Regions from separate parts of the Mus musculus genome. Here region 2 is linked to region 1. Evidence: chromatin loops called from intact Hi-C (ENCODE). Cell type or tissue: heart. All regions are shown on one strand. Each heading gives the region's core, and the rest is flanking DNA. Links, peaks and the distances in the headings are about the cores only. Region 1 holds the start of Gm11816 (a long non-coding RNA gene). Region 2 overlaps Clvs1 (clavesin 1).

What was found. A loop is a pair of places that touch in the nucleus more often than their neighbours do. Peaks named below come from ENCODE experiments on the same cell type or tissue, not always from the same donor. Only the 100,000 strongest peaks of a DNase experiment are listed, where the experiment ranks them.
Region 2: a loop joins it to region 1, with 2.6 times the contacts of the local background. A loop is called at or near these places in 8 of 42 quality-filtered maps.

Annotation. Positions count from the first base shown.
Region 1 is chr4:9,284,219-9,289,596 of GRCm38, reverse strand. The region is part of intron 2 of Clvs1 (clavesin 1); the gene reads right to left. Gm11816 (a long non-coding RNA gene) reads left to right here and starts at 2,206. Exons shown (of 3, transcript XR_881109.3): 1 at 2,206-2,346; 2 at 4,095-4,183; 3 at 5,142-5,378. In heart, for the core only: no CTCF peak of the experiment used is centred there; a DNase peak (open chromatin) is centred at 2,236.
Region 2 is chr4:9,446,838-9,452,215 of GRCm38, reverse strand. Clvs1 (clavesin 1) reads right to left here. Exons shown (of 6, transcript NM_028940.2): 6 at 525-2,826. The coding sequence ends at 2,739. It overlaps Asph (aspartate-beta-hydroxylase), which reads left to right. Exons shown (of 24, transcript NM_023066.3): 24 at 1-3,131. Among named protein-coding and RNA genes, the nearest start is that of Gm11816, 160 kb to the right of the region's middle. In heart, for the core only: no CTCF peak of the experiment used is centred there; a DNase peak (open chromatin) is centred at 2,705.

The DNA.
Region 1 (5,378 bases), core at 102-5,101:
AGTTGAGTGGGAAATTTTGTTCTGGATACCTGAGGCTCTGAATTACATCAAAGTAAGAAAACTTTCTTACCTGTGAAAAAAGATAGGAAGGCTGCACTGTGTGAGAAACTCTTCCTCCTGCACCTTATCTCATCCCGATAGCTCTGCTGAGCCATGCAGTTATTACCAAATAAGCTCACTGAGCAGCAAGTATAGCAAGTATAGCTTCCTGAGGCCAAAGACAGGCAAGCCAAAGAGCTGAAATTCTGATGTCAAATGAGAATCTACAAGAACACTTACTTAATAATTCAAAGGAATGGGTAGGCAAAGCTGGCCCATATTGTTGGCTCAAATTGAGGTCATTTTTGGCTTGTATTAATTTTCAAGTAATAACAAATTTCCTTTACTGGACAATGGGTTTTTGAAAATGAAAGTTGTTTTATTTTTCTGCTGTCACAGTTAACCTTGTCAAGTATTATTGGCAGAAATTGGGTATGATGTCTGAAGTTGATAGTCAGCTTGACATACCTGAGTAGAGGGACTATCAGCTGGAGACTCGTCCTGGTCAGATGACCTGTGGCCATATCTTTGAAACATTTTCTTACTTGTTAATTGGCATAGAAGGCCCTGCTTCCTGTGGGTGATGCCATCCCTAGGAAGGTATGCCTGGACTATTTAAGAAAGATAGCTGAGGAAGCCACGAAAGCAAGGGAATAGTCATGTCCTTCCACAGTTTCTCCTTAATTACTACCTTCAGCCTATTGCCTTGAATTCCTACCTTTTCTTCCCTCAATGGTAGACAATAACCAGTAAGGTAAAAAACAAAAACAAAAACAAAAAAAGCAAACAAACAAGAACATTACACTCAAGGTTACTTTCAGTCATGGTGCTTATCACAGCAAGAAAAAAATAGAACTAGTATATTTGGTAAGGATTTTCAACCTGTGATCTTCCAGGCTTCTATAGAATTAGAATAGAATATGGTGAAGGATCTGCTTTGTAGATCACGAGGTCTTCCATGTCCTCTCAGAGCAGAAGCGACTAGCAATGTTTCCTCGCAATTTCCTTAGCACTCTCCTGAATGTCTGTTTAGCCAGCCCCAAAATGGGAAGAAGGATTCCAATGACAAGTTGTGTGGTGTGCTACTGTACCTAAGGAATTGGGGCTGAGATTTTAGCCCATGTTAGCACTTTGCAGCTTGGAGACCTCAGATAGACGATCTAACTTCTTTGAGCTTTAATTTCACCACCTGCTAGATAGTTATTACTAGTGTCTTCTCAAGAGCATTTCTTCTTAGCATATGATAAACACTTAATAAATACCCATCATGGCTTAGTTTGTATTTTGGTCACTCTCACTCTCCGGCTCACCTCCAAACTCCTAACAATTGGAGAACTGACCACTGCCATAGGAATTCCGAGTTGTTGTTGTTGTTTAAAGAATAGAGGGAACAGAATCCAGCATTTTGCTGGGTCTCCCTTTGAATAGCCTTTGGGATTTGGAGAACATGGTTCACCTGACCCCAGTGAGCTATCCGGCCGCTTCCCCAGCCCCACCTCTTTTTTTTCTTTTTCACAAGTGTTCAGCATGGATATGTGAGAATACAGTCTATCATTCAGGAAAATAAAATTGGATGAGACACAGAACTCTTGCCAGATGTAAAAGGTTCTTGAATGCCTTTGTAATAGCTAAAGGAGTCAGCTAGCTTATTTGTAGTTTTAAGAAGTACACCTAACCGATGGGCTCAGGATTTCAATCAGAAGAAAGAACTGACTTAAAACTCTTCTCCCAATGACTATGTCAGTCATCTTACACCCTCTGAACTTGGCACCTTTTCTACACCAGCACTGGAGAGGTTGTTGCAGGTAGGCAATCACCAGTGAGGTTTGAAAGCACGACTATCTCTAGAAATTTCACCAGATTAAACTACTGCACAGTGTTAGGGAACAAGGAACAACTGAATAACTTTCTCTCTCTCTCTCTCTCTCTCTCTCTCTCTCTCTCTCTCTCTCTCTCTCTCACACACACACACACACACACACAGAGAGAGAGAGAGAGAGAGAGAGAGAGAGAGAGAGAGAGAGAGAGAGAGAGAGAGAGAGCCTCGCAGCAGCTACAATGGTATTTTTGAAACATCTAATAATTCCAAGGCTGAGTAATTGGTTCCAGATGTCATTGGAATTAACTTGGAATGGAAGCTGTGAGCCTCAGCTTTTCCATGGGTGAGTCACATTGCTCCCTAGAGAAGACAGCATTGTCTCCTCCCAAACCCCTCTTGCTGCCATCAGTAAGTCAGTGATGCTTCGTGTCCCCAACAGATCTTAGCAGTAACTGAGAAAATGCTCATGGAAATGCTTTGGAAAAGAAGTAAGGCACTTGCAGCTGTGTGTGTGTGTGTGTGTGTGTGTGTGTGTGTGTGTGTGTGTGTGTGTGTGTGTGTGTGTGTGTTGTTGTTGTTGTTGTTGTTGTTGTTGTTGTTGTTGTTGTTGTTGTTGTTGGGACTGAAACTGAAATAACAGGACACAACTTAATGATGGCTCTTTCCCCAAGATAGCTAGCTTGTCAGAGCAGAGCCATGCTCAGTCAAATCAGAACAAAACAGACGTGCTGTCTGGCCTTTAGAAATGTTGATTTTATTATCTCTGTATTTTTATTTTGAGTGTGAGTTTCTAAGCCATTTCATTGGAATATGATTTACTTTGAGTAAATTACTGAGGTTTTTTTGGTCCCTCTTTAAATTTTTCTCTACTTTCTCAGCTTTGCCCCAGCTCTGTGTCTTAAACCTTGCCCAAAGCTTGCTAATCTTCAATATAGACCTTTTGTTCTGTATCGAATGTTGTGGGGAGAAGCAGCCGGCTGGATGTTTGGCCTTCCTCTTGTCCCTATGTTTGAAGGCACTAAACAAGCATCTCACCAGCCTCTGTTACTCTTTAGGAGTTATCTAAATTTAAATGTTTCTTACAGTGCCTCAACTTTGCTGAAGAAACAATGTTTTAGGCTAGTTTTCAACTTGCTTGCTGATATCTGACCTTGCTTGCTGATATCTGATATGTGAGAGGTAATGATATTGATGGAAGAATGTTCTCTATCTCTCCGCACTTTCTGACTTGTTCCTCTGTTGTGGTCCCCCATTCAAAACTTGGGGTGGAAACAGCTGGTCTGCACATAGTACTGTGGATGTGATTATGGTGTGTTAAAGGACTTGTGTGTCAGGAGTCCCCTGGTTGTTGTTCTTACAACCTATGACCAACAATAGGAAGAGGCCTTTAAACCAGGTATATAAGAATAACAGAGCCTTCCAGCCCAATATAATTTTGGAGTTATGATCTGTCATAGTTATTGTTTTTACAATTTCCCAAGTGGAAAAATGTTGATAATTTGATCAAAGGTTTCAGTGTTTAGAAAGTATCTTTTGACCTGGTATCCCAGTTCTTTACCTGCTTGGCTTATTTATTCTTAAGAAAGAAGTACTTCTGTGCATCAACCAGTGTAAACCTCAGGTCACCACTCCTACTTTACAGGTGAGAGACTGCATGATAGGATTTCAACTACATCTTAAGGCATGGGACTTTCAGGAGGCTGCTGGAATTAAAGGTGGCCACCTGACTTCAGAATTCATCATTCAATCCCTTCTGCCTCTGGGACTCTACCAAGATTGTGTTTGTCCTAGCAGCAGCCTGACAGGCCGGATGTCTTATACAGTTTCCACTTGAGAAACTGGGACTCCAAACAGCAAAACAACGGGACCCGAGCTTAACTTTTGGTTTCGACTGAAGTGGAATCCAGAAATAAATACACACGTGCCTCTGTGCTTGTCTCTCTCTCTGCAGCACCAGAGTCCTGACAGCAAAGACTCACATGCAAATTTGCAGCTCAGAAAACACAGGCAAGCAATGGATTTTCTTTAGGGATCTTAAAGGGGCAGATTGTGAAGTCTTGCTGATGCTGCTGTGAGATAAGTTATGATCAGAGGAATCACTGAGTAAGGGTGTCAACTTGTGTCCCAATGCATATGAAGCGGGTACACTAGAATAACAACTCTGCTGGCTCTGGAAGTGCTGGCCATGCTTACTTTATGAATGAGTATGTGGTTCTTTTGTGTTTAACTCATTCAGCTCAGCCTGGCAGCTGCAGAAAACTCGGAAACCACACAGATTTCTGCTGTTGGAGCCTCCATCTCTGAGCAAGACCAGCTGGAATTCTGGTAGGACAATTGCTCTCATGCCTTTGCTGTGACCTGCTCCCAGTTGGTCACTTTTATACATGTGTCAGGGCAAGATGGACGAAAGTTTACATCTTTTCCATAAATATTAATAATCATCTTAATCTCAGGAAACCTTTCACATGAGGTATTCAAATCACTGCATGGTCATTGACACCCCCAGAGAGAACGCAATCACGTTGCAAGGCTGTGAGAATTTCCCTGGCCTTTTGGACCGTGTCTGGGTAGGGTCTATGTGGCAGGTATCTGGGGAAAGCAAGCAGGTGCTTTAGTCAAGTGGGAGGATTTCTTGCATGTATAATCCCACTTTCGCTTTGAAATAGTGTCCTCCTGGATCCAGTTCTAATTTACTTGCCATCTGTTTGCCATTATATTTGAAGTCAGATTTTTAAAATAGTAGTGATAATTCCAGAATCCAGTGTCTACTGAATGCTTGTTGTATGCCAGTGAACTTCAGTGTGACTTTGCTCTCTTCCATTCCACATAAAGGCATTGCTTTTATCCTCTGCCTCGCAGGACAGGAATTGGTCTGAAGGAGGCTACTTGTCTGAGGGCATATAACCACAAGTGGGATGGTCACATTCCTGTTCAAACTGGTTTGTTTGCATCTGATTTAATGTCAAGTGGATAGATTTACCAATATCACTTTGTCAGAAGCAAAATGGTTTGGATAAAATTGTATAGTAAGTAGAAAATTAGGTCATGGGACTATGAGAAGGAGGAGAGGAGAGAGGTTATTTTTTAAAAGTGGAGCAAATGGGGAGCCTATAGAGTGAATCTGAGAATCCCTTCTCATCCACCGCATGAGGCTGCATGGGCTTCTCGCTCATGAGTCATTGGAATTAGAATCTTATTTTACACATGAGCAATTCAGGGAACAGAGAAGGAAGTAACTTGTCCAAGGTTATTATAATCATAAACATTTTCATTATTTCCTCAGAGATCTGTTACCTCTTATTTCTTCATGACATCTTTGGGGATACATACAGACCAAACCTTAAAACGAAGTCAAACATCGTACTCTGGTTCACTTCTTTATGTGAACAGCACGACTCAGCGGTGCTCAGCGCACAGTGGTGCTCAGCACACAGTCCGTCCCAGCAGATGGAAGCCTCGGAACACTGGCAATTCAGCACAATGACATCAGCATGGCTATTCTCCAGAACCAAACTGTCTG
Region 2 (5,378 bases), core at 145-5,144, 160 kb before region 1:
CCATCTCATTTTATACTGAACCAGCGTTGACAGGCATGTTTGATTTGAGTGCTATCCATGGCTGAGAAAGAGCAGTAGAAAGCCATCTTGCTCCTCAAGATGATCATTAGTAAAGCATTGCTGCATTTTATTTTCTATTTTAAAATTAAAGATAACTCAAGCCCTAGAATGTAATGACATTCATGCACTGATCTCTAAGCCAGTCGAACAACATTGCTGCAGAAATGGCTGGTATTCCAGCCACACAGAGATGTGTGCCTTTCAAGCAGTGCCCAAAAAAAGCAGCTTTCTGTACCTCATTTAAAGAGCAATTCATTGAGCTTGATCCTTTCCCTTTTAGCTTAAGGACATTAGCTCTTCGTAGGAAAGTTTACAAAATATGTGTCCATTCTTAAAATAGGTACTTGTCCCTTCCTTTGCCAGTGTTCAAAAATTCCTCTAAAACAGATGGCAAAGGCATGAGGGGAAATATCAAATCCTTACCAAATTCCAGAAAAGAAAACAAACTCTCAGACAACAGAAAGTTATTTGTGTTCTTCAGTATTTATTAAACAGAGGAACTTACTGACAAAGGCAATACAATCCAGTGTTCATGTAGTAACCCTCGGTTACCTGCTGGGTTTAGTTCTCCTCTATACTACATATACATAGCGAAATGCAAACCATGTGTTCTCATTGTTAAACTATCACCTTACATCCATGGAATAAAATGGAGGAAATGAGTGAAAATTAGCTGTTAACTTAGTAAATATAACATGTTTTTTAAAATATGGTCATTACAGTAGGATTCTAAATCTTGCCTTGTGAAAAGCCAGCAGTACCGTTACTTTTGCAAGTGTTGGCAGTGGTGCACTCCAACAGCATTTTAAGTACTTGGATCCCACGTTGATCTTATAAACACAAGCAATAAAAGATTTTCTAATTCACTTTAATTTTTCCTCGCTCTTACTTGTGTCATAAGAAAAGAATTTCCATCCATGTCTTGGTAAACATTTTTCAAGGTTATTATTTTACAATTCTAAAGGTCTATACAAAATGAATTGGTAGGGTTTTTTTTTTAATATACTATGATGCAATTGTTTGGGAAATATTTTAAAATTCTGTTTCAATTTTGCTTCTTCAAGGTTGGAACATAAAAATAGCTTCTGTTACTATTCTCTGCCAGTAGAAAAAAATAATAAAACAGTAGATCAACTGAGGAGTATACATCTAGTTTGTAGCTCAGGGCTCAGGGGTTAGGCCCTGGGTTTGATCTTCAGCATTGGAGGGAGACAGAGAAGAGAGGGTAACAGGGAGACAGAGAAAGAAAGACAAAGGAAAAGGAGAGGAGTGTAAGGAGGAGAGAAGTGGGAAGGAACAGGGAAAGAGAGAGATGGAGAGAGGGAAGTGGCCATAGTCAGTAATGTTTTGTGTTTATGGCGGGAAGTAAGTTGAATTGGTTTCCTCTTTTCTTTAGGCTGTTCAGCTAGTAAATCACTCTACCAAGTGCTTAAAATGTAAAGTATTTTAATAAGTGTTAGCAATTAAAAATTTTGACATTATCACTCTGGTCATATTAGTAAGTGTCTGTGTCGTACAGATGCTAGAGAATAAGGTATCTACACATACTCAGCTGGTCTCAGGAAACATGGCACAGATAAAATATCCTCCCCTTTGCTGTTCTCTGTCTGACTTCCTATGCATGGGGGCTGGGATCCATTTCTAAGGAGAATGGATAAGGAAGTAGGCTGGTCTTTGGCATTTCATCTTGCATTCTTGGTCCTCTTTAGCTTGGTACTTACATGCTGATCCATCCTTAAGGGTCTTTCTGTGAGATTTGAATGCCTGCCCCCTCAGGGCCTTTCTCCACAGGTAATAGGAGCATGGGGACAAAGGGACTTATTTGATAGCAAGTTTTTGCTGTAGTAACCCAAGAATTAACTTAAAAGGGTAATCAGTCACCAGTGTGTGTGTGTGTGTGTGTGTGGTGTGTGGTGTGTGTTCCAATGAGTTGCCCCCTCTCTGTAGGCATTCGCCTACAGGAAATCACTTTGCTACAATGAAGCAGCCTCTTTTTTTTTCAAACTGCCTCTTTGTCTTAAAAAGCAATTCATGAAAGTCAGCTGATGGTCTGACAAGCAACACGATGTCCAAATCATTCTTGTAGGAGAGAGATTTAAATGAAAAACTTTGCAAATAGCCAGACGTGGGAGATCACACTCTTAGGCTGACTACTTAGATGCTGGTGATGAGGTCAGGAAATAAGTCAATAGGACTGGAAATTATTGGAGCTACTGCTGCTGGGGTTCAGCACTACATTAAACTTGCTGATGTGTCTGCACATTTTAACTCTGTTTTATTTATTTCGGAATGCATTTCATCTTAATTTGCAAAACCTGGAGAGGGTTCCTGTGTGAGTCTTTAGAGTGATGTATATGCAACTAATTTAGGGTTTTTTTCCCCTTTTGAAGTATATTTGCTGCCAAAAATATGAGGGGAGAATCCTTTTTACATAAATGCCTTTCTTCATCCCCGTCACCATTCCTCACTAAAACATAAATTAATTCGTTAAATTTTTAAAAGCGTCTCTCAGATCTTTGTCCGGTGTGGGCTACCCAGACCAATGGTTGCTGACAGTCATGGCTGGGACTGGGATGGAGGACCTCATGTCAAGCAGAGCACACAGAGTGTCTGTAGGTCAGTTGCACAGGCTTGCTGGACGGTTGCTCCACTGGAGATGTCACATGATGCTGGCTGGCTCAGTCCAGAGCCAGCAGTGGCTGGGTGTTCTCATTTTCTCCTTTCTCTTCATGTTTCAAGGTCCCAGCTTCTACCACAGACTGAGATCTAACAAGAGAGGAAGGAGACACACACAGTCACAGACAGTCCATACTGGTGATGCTTGCTACTCACCTGAATCAGAGCATGTGAAATAGCTACTTAGTGCTTCCTTTCTGCCATCTGTTTTCCACACACCACTTTATTTCTTTTTTTTTTTTTTCTTTTTGTTTTTCTGAAGATTGAATCTGGTCATTCTGAGATTCTTTTTTTTTTCTGCTGAATTTGATCCATATCTTTTTGCTGTAATAAGTCCTATGAGTGTAACATTTTGTTCATGTTCCAAATAAAAATAAAGGTAATTCGAAAGATGCAAAAAACACTGAATGTTTTGTGTTTTGTGTATGCTTGGTGGTTGTCTAAGGGTTCTTCACACATATAAGCTTACCCCATTTGCAACTCTGAGAAATGGATCTACAGTCTCCATTTTTAAGTGCCAAAAGCAAATTAAGGGTTCAACAGAGAAATAACTTGGGACAAAAGCAATATGACAGGCAGAGAGCAGGATCTTTCCATGAGCAGCTTTCCCCAGAAGGTCTGGGGCTGCAGGGCCGCCTCGCCATGCTGATCCTAACACTTCACTAGGAGCATGGCTTGCAGCCTAAGGTTCTGAGCCTCTTTCATAATATGTATGTAGCTCAGAAAGCACAAGACTTAAGAAGTAAGTAAATCAGTGCTGAGCACGGAGGGTATAGTCGAGTAATACCAGCTCTGCGGAGAAAGAAGCATGAGAGTCAATGGCGAGGCCTGTCTGGGCAGTATAGTGAGCTCCAGACCAGCCTGCGTTGCATAGTGATCCTATGGGGGTGGGGGGAACCACTACATTTCTGAAAAATCAGAAACCTCAGATGATAACAAGACAAACTGGTAAAACCAGCGTTCCGGGAAGCTGAGGCTAGAGGCGTGTGGGTTCAAGCCAGGCTGAGCTATATTTTGAGGTGCTATATAAAATTTGAAAGAAAGCAAACAGACCAGACCACAGCTGTATGGCTACCCACACACAGCGACTCCCTCCAGATTCTTAAACCACTGCATAATTGCTTTGCACTAAGAATTCTGTGGAAATAAAAGAGCCTGGTAGCAATCAACTATTGAAAGTTTGAACTGCACTTCTTTCTGACAGATAAACCAACTTTATTACACAAAGCAGCCCCTTGCCCGCCTGGAGTCTGGGTGAGGTCTAGGTGCTCACCGGCATTGTTCATGCACCTCTTCTTGAAGACGGCCAACTCGAGAAGCTTGCTCCTCTGTGACCCAGAAGATCAACCTTTCAAGGATCGTTTTTCACATTGAACTCAAACCTGGTTTTGAAGACACATGTGTCCTGTCTTTGCTTCCTTCTCCCAGAGCTACAGGATCCTGCCATTTCTCTCTCTGCCTGTGGGGTTGGGTCCCAGGACCCTTCTAGATATCAGAATCAGCAGAAGTTCAAGTTCTTATATTAGGGTGCAGTATCTGCATAGACTCAGTGCTCACTCTCCTGTAATGCCTAATATAAAGTACATATTTTATTATTTAGGGAATTACTACAAGAAGTGAAGTGAGCCCATTCATTGGTTGGATCTCTAGTGTATAACCTCTGTCTGCGGAGGGCTGAGCAGACACAATCCCTTCAGAGTCTGCTTTGAAGCCTTGTTTTAGTGCAAGGTCTTCCTCCCTAACTACTCCAGTTGGGCCACGATTTCTAGATTTTTCCACCATCAGCCAGGTGGTTATTCACAGTATTCATGGTGTGGCCTTGAGTGAAATGATTATCTGTCGGTTGGGGTTATCAAGAGCCGTATTCTCCTTCCTGGCATCAGTGTACAGCAGACTATTCTTAAAAATGATGCTGTTTACCCAGTTCCTTCCTGCCTTGAAAGTTCTATTCAAAAACCTTCAGGTTGAGAAACAAATATCATCTTTTTAAACTTGCTTCATGTATCCAACTTGTCTCCATTCTTTTAGATCTTAAAATATTTAGGCAGTCCAAGTTATTACCTCTGACTTTAATGACTATTGGATTTATATTTAAACTTTCCTATCTCACATTATGATTAGTGAAAATCAGGTGGCTCTCAATATTTTCAAACCTGATGACTGAGGCTAATTGATGTTTGTGAAGCTTTGCTCTATACCAATCTCTATGAGCAAATGTGCAGAAACCTTCATTGTTAAGTCATCCAGGTACAGAGATCCAAGCTAGAATGTTGTAGACCTGTGCAGATGCCCCATTGCCCAGGCAGGGAAGACAGATGATTGAGAAGAGAACATGGAAAGAAGGGAAGACAGAAGGGTAAATCTATTGCTCACACAATAGTCTCATTTGCCCTTCTTATTCAGATGGACACTGTTCACTCTCCCCTCCTGAGATGCAATTGGGACCTGTGTTATTTCTTTCAGTAGATACATTGACAGCAATGACCTGGAATGTCTTACCCAATAGAATGTGTCTTGGTTGACTGATAAGTGACAACAGGCCTGTTCCAAGATATTGAGAATAAGGAAGCAAGCAGCATCTTGCCCCAGGTTTATATGTCCCCTAATTGGGAACATGGCTTCTTAACTTTTGACATGATAGA